Linked DNA regions of Homo sapiens: region 1 is linked to region 2. Evidence: chromatin loops called from intact Hi-C (ENCODE). Cell type or tissue: IMR-90. All regions are shown on one strand. Links, peaks and the distances in the headings refer to the core of each region. The heading gives the core; the rest is flanking DNA.

Region 1 (2,914 bases), core at 323-2,822, 73 kb before region 2:
ACCTGGCCTTGACGTCTTAAACTCAGTGCAATAATTACTTTGAGAAAAATAAAGATGAAGTGTAAAAACTGCACCTCATGTAGACAGCTCACATTTACCCCTCTTTATCTGCCAGTGTGAACAAGAATAAAATCGCTGCTGGAGGGAAGACCTGGCTCATGCTTGTGCTGCTGAGTTTGATTTAGAGGGGCCTAGAAAGGTTGTCCTGCTCCCAAATCTCACCTCTCCTGATGATGGATGTCCTACCATTCTGTGGTGACAGTGGGGAGAGACAGCAGTGGACTGGAGTTAGAGGATTTAGATTCAAATTTAATTTCTGCCACGTGTTAGCCAAGTGATGTTAGCAAAATAACAGATTTTAACTATCCCCTGAGCACGCACCAGGACTCATGGTCGACCCTGGGAGTACATATCCCTGTCTTCAAGGAGTTTAAGGAGGGGGTGAGTCAGTTTTCTCATAGGTAAAATGGGAATTCATTGATTTACTTATTCAGTAGATACTGAGCACCTACTGTCTGCAGGAACCTTGTATTGAGCTGGGACAGAAAGCCAGGAGCATTTGGCCCCTGGGCAGGAGCAGCAGTGACAGAAGCTTGGGCCCTAGGTGGCCAGACCCGCAAAGCACATGGGGGACTGAGGGACAAAGGGGAGGCCAGGAGCTCACCACCCTGCAGCAGAGGCCCAAACTCAAAGGCATTGTGTGTGGTGGGGGTGCAGGGTGTGGTGGATCAACAGTGCCCACTTCACCCCACACTGGCTGAGCTCTGTCACTATATTTTCCTTCTGAGAACTATCTTCAGTGGTCTGGGAGTTTAGGATTTTAGAGGAGAGGGTCCTGAAAAAACATCTAGGCCACTCATTCCCACATTTTTGCAGTTAATACATCAGTAACTTTCCCAAACTGACCGGGGAGCCAATCGAGTTACCAACTTCTTACTCACTACATAAAGATATGGAGAGAAAACATGGGGTGATACTCAGCTACCATCTACCTTCATTTCACAAAAGAAAGGGCCACTTCCCATCTATGAAACAGGAAACATAAGTACCATGAAATACTATGCAGCCATAAAAAAGATGAAGCCATGTCCTTTGCAGCAACATAGATGCAGCTGGAGGCCATTATCCTAAGTGAATTACTGCAGGAACAGAAAACCAAATATCACACGTTCTCACTTACAAGTGAGAGCTAAATATTGAGGAACACATGGTCACAAAGAGGGGGACAATAGACAGTGGGGACTACTAGGGGGAGGAGGGAGAGAGGTGGGTGAGGATAGAAGAACTACCTCTTGGGTACTATGCTCACTACCTAGGTGACAAAATCATTTGTGCAGCAAACCTCCATAACATGCAGTTTACCATGTAACAAACCTGCACATGTACCCTCTGAACCTGAAATAAAAGTTGGAAGAAAAAAAAAAGAAAAAACAGATGCTAGAGGGAGAATCAAACCAAGAAAAACATAATCTCAGGATAAAGGACGGTCTTTTAAATTGCATACATTTAACTTCATTCATGAAACACACATTACCTCGGCCTTATTTTTCTCACTTTACTGCAGCCATGTGACACCGTGGGTGTAGACAAACACCAAACCACAGCTAGCTTCAGGCAACACTTTCCACACCCTCCCCTCCATCTTATAAGTAAAGAGATCAGAGGTCCAGCCTCCATTAGGTATTTGTGATTACAGCAGAACCATGCCTAAGAAACAGGTCTCCAGTCCTAGGGTCAAGGCTGAGCCTCCATCCTCTTACCCAACTTTCAGTTTCACCACTTGTGCAAGTCGGGTGAGTGGTGAGGAATAGAGTCACTGACTAGCTCTTGGCACCATGAAAGGCAAGAGAAAAACGGAAAGAGAATGACTCACCATTGAGGCCAGTGTCCTCTTTTGCACCTTCCCAACACCCCCCATTTGCCTGCAAGGTCACTCTAAAATAAACCCTTGGATTTAGCTTCCTCCCTCTGCTCCTTTTCAGCCTTTCCCTGGTTTCCTCTCCTAGGGACTTTCTGTGGGATGTTTCTCGGTCTTTGCCCTCCTTGACTTCTGCAGCAGTGAAAGATTTTCACGTTGTTGACTCTTCTCCCTCCCTGAATCTCCTTATCCCCCTGGCATTTTGGTACCAGTATCTGTGGGTTACCCCCTGCTTACTGAACAATTCTTTCTTCTTCACTCACTCTTCTTTCTGCCTTCCAAATGCTGCTTTCCCCTGAGTTAATTCCTCATCCCCTCTCATTCATCATCCTTTACAGAGACCATTCCCAACCTTTTTTTTTTTTTTTTTTTGAGACGGAGTCTGGCTCTGTCACTCAGGCTGGAGTGCAATGGTGCAATCTCGGCTCAATGCAAACTCCGCCTCTTGGGCTCAAGCAATTCTCCTGCCTCAGCTTCCTGAGTAGCTGGGATTACAGGGGTGTACCACCATGCGCAGCTAATTTTTATATTTAAGTAGAGACAGGGTTTCACCATGTTGGCTAGGCTGGTCTCGAATTCCTGACCTCCAGTGATCTGGCCGCCTGGGTCTCCCTAGGCTGGGATTACAGGTGTGAGCCACCATGCCCAGCCATTCCCAAACTTTTATCCCCAGTGCCATCTTCTCTGCCAAGCTTCAGACTCACGTTGTTAATGGATATTTTGACGTCTTCACCTGGAACTCTGGAAGGCACCCGCAGTAACATGTTGCAAATAGGAAGCTTTATTTTCCTTCCAAACCTGTTCTCCTTCGGGTTTCCCTGTCTTGGTGAATGCTATCACCCCCCAATCTATCTCCAAAGCCAGATACTTCGGAGTGAATCTTGACACCCCTCACTTCCTCCCTGGCAGTTTTGAATCAGTCACAAATCCAACCTGATCTTTCTTAGAAATATCTTTTAAATCTTAAATGTCTTAAACCCACCTTCCCTGGCACTG
Region 2 (2,914 bases), core at 99-2,598:
CTGGGTAGCTACGATTACAGGTGCATGCCACCATGCCCAGCTAATTTTTGTATTTTTAGTAGAGACAGGGTTTCACCATGTTGGCCAGGTTGGTCTCAAACTCCTGACCTCAGGTGATCCGCCCACCTCGGCCTCTCAAAGTGCTGGGATTACAGGCATGAGCCACCGCGCCCGGCCCGATGATGCATTCTATGTATTGATGTGGGAAGATACTCATGATCTAGTGTTAAGAAGGAAAAAGCAGTTTACCAAACACTATCCAACAATGTGTTAGGAGTCTGTCTATAGAAATGCATGTTTACACATACATAAAAACTTGAAGGATTTTAAAAATTAATAGTGACTATTTTTAGGAAGTGGGATTATGAGGGACTCTTTATTTCTCTGTATTGGTTAAATATTTTATATATCAGAAAAACAAATTTGATTCCGGTTTAGAAAATAAAATGTTTCCAGAAGAAAATGCAATGATGTGCAAAGAAACATAACGTACTGCCAAGTTAAAAAATAGGATATAAGTTAGTGATACAGTTATTTTCACTGTGAGGCTAATTTTCTTGAAAATTATCTAGAAAGTTGTAGACCAAAATATTAATAGTAATTACCTCTTAGGGGGGATGTGGTGGGAATTTGAATCGTTTTTATTTTATTGGTCATACTTCAGTGTTTAAAAAAGGTTTTTAAAGATATTTGTATTGCTTCCACAAAAAAAGTTACTCATAGAAAACAAAAAAAAGGAAGCAAAGAGAAATCGAGGGAGGGGAGGAGGGAAGAAAGGAGGGAGGGAGGGAGGGAAAGAGGGAGAGAAGAAGGAAGGGAGGGAGGGAAGGAGGAAGGACAAATTAAGTCTAACTTGGACCAAGCCCTTTTGGAGGTTGGCTAGGCTCCTGAGACGCCTACAACATGTGTGTTGATTTGATGACATTAAGTACAAACCCGATATTTATTCAACTTTTCGGTCTTTTGTCCTGCCACAAAGGACTTGAGGGAACGCAAAACATATGATAAAACAGAACATTACAAATAAAAAAATTTCAGGATCAAGAGAAAACAGCGATGTACTAGAGAGACAAGAATTGGGAGGAAGCAGGGTCGTACACACTTAGGAAAGTTTAGCTGCAAGGTGAGCTCCCCTGAGATTCCATAGTCCTGGGAGTCCTCTGCTCAGCTTGTTGGAGACCTGTGTATTTGAGATTCTGTACAGGGTGAGTCCAGAAAGAGGATAATCTTGTAGACACATTGTGGGTGTCTGCCGAGCTCATAATGACTCCTTTTCCCTTGCGTGGAAAAGGGAGCTTGCGGTCTAACAGTTAGCTGTGCTGGGTGAACCTCCTCCTAAGCTGAGCAAGTCAGAGTGTCACTCCTAGACATTCCAACCCGGGTCTGAAAGCTGGCCGCAGTCTGGCTGGCCACTTGGGGTGGCTACACAAAGCCAAGCGCACCTCTTAGTTGGGGCCTTAGAGCCCACTTTCCATGAAGAAATAAAGAAACAAGGTTACAAAAACGACGGTATAGTTTTAATGTTTATATTGAATAAATTAATGCTTTTAACACCGAAAAACACAGTGCCACAAAAATGTTCTGTTCACAAGATAATTACAGGATTTATTAAAAATATTAATTCATGGTGCACTACAGGCAGTGTGCTGCAGAGCCAAGGGGCTGTGCCAACCTCCTCCCCTCCCACCACAGGCCCCCGAGGCTGGGGCGAGCAGGCTGAGGAAACTTAAGTGCAGCTGACAGCAGCCAAACGTGGGGTGTTGCTGCTTCTGAGGATTCCTGGGGAGTCCATCTTCCAGGGTTTGGTACCCGGTCCTTCTGAGCCAACTGCCCCTGCCCTGCAACGTACCTGATATACTTCCAACGAGGTCCCTCCTTCACTAATTCCACTTGACGTGGATTTCTACCATGGCAAGCAAAAGAACTTTGCCTGAAAGAACCTGCAGTCATCCCAGATTCTTTTTTTATGGAGACGAAGTCTTGTTCTGTTGCCCAGGCTGGAATGCAGTGGTGCGATTTCGGCTCACTGAAACCTCTGCCTCCTGAGTTCAAGCGATTCTCCTGCCTCAGCCTCCTGAGTAGCTGGGATTACAGGCATGTGCCACCATGCCTGGCTAAGTTTGTATTTTTAGTAGAGATGGGGTTTCACCATGTTGGCTAAGCTAGTCCTGAACTCCTGACCTCAGGTGATCCGCCCGCCTCGGCCTCCCAAAGTGCTGGGATTACAGGTGTGAGCCACCGCGCCTGGCCCCAGATTCTTATTTTTCAGGGGAGGTCGGTTTTTCCCTTTGTGACCAATTCCCCTCCCAGGGAGAAAGACAATTTTCAGCTTCCGTGGTCCCAGACTGCAGTGAGTTCATGCATATTCTCCCAAGGTGGAGGAAGATTGTTTAAAAGATGCTGAGTGGCAGGGAGAAGAATGTCACCTAAACATCCCTCTGCCACAGAAGGAGAGGTTTGGCTGAGCCTCAAGGACATAGGTTCAGACAAGGGCAGTCCCGGCTGCCTTACCGCGAGATGGAGTCATCTTCCTGGAGCTGGAGGATGTCACGGAGCTTTGGGATCCTCCTTCATCCTTCAAAGTGTCTCCTAGGGTGCGTTTGTCTTAAAACTAGCTTCAGAGGTGAGGGAAAGAAGGTGAGATGAGGAATTTGTCCCCAAGTGGTTTCTTGGCTGACTCTGCTCCCTGGTAAACTGGAACAGTAGTAGCTGGTTATGCTTATGATCTCATTTCTCTGTGGTTCCCAAGGTGCCTAGAGTGAGCCTTAAATAAAGTAGAATGCTGGCCGGGAGCAGTGGCTCACTCCTGTAATCCCAGCACTTTGGGAGGCCGAGGTGGTCGGATCACGAGGTGGGGAGATTGAGACCAGCCTGGCCAACGTGGTGAAACCCCGTCTCTACTAAAAGTACAAAA

What was found. A loop is a pair of places that touch in the nucleus more often than their neighbours do. Peaks named below come from ENCODE experiments on the same cell type or tissue, not always from the same donor. Only the 100,000 strongest peaks of a DNase experiment are listed, where the experiment ranks them.
Region 1: it touches region 2 in a loop (2.9-fold over the local background); 6 of 110 quality-filtered maps call a loop at or near these places.

The regions. Positions count from the first base shown.
Region 1 is chr11:46,209,218-46,212,131 of GRCh38, reverse strand. No RefSeq gene overlaps it. Among named protein-coding and RNA genes, the nearest start is that of LINC02710, 9.0 kb to the left of the region's middle. In IMR-90, for the core only: no CTCF peak of the experiment used is centred there; a DNase peak (open chromatin) is centred at 1,811; H3K27me3 peaks cover 351 bases.
Region 2 is chr11:46,135,844-46,138,757 of GRCh38, reverse strand. It overlaps LOC105376661 (a long non-coding RNA gene), which reads right to left. Exons shown (of 3, transcript XR_931252.4): 3 at 1,580-2,914. Among named protein-coding and RNA genes, the nearest start is that of PHF21A, 16 kb to the right of the region's middle. In IMR-90, for the core only: no CTCF peak of the experiment used is centred there; no DNase peak of the experiment used is centred there; H3K27me3 peaks cover 1,331 bases.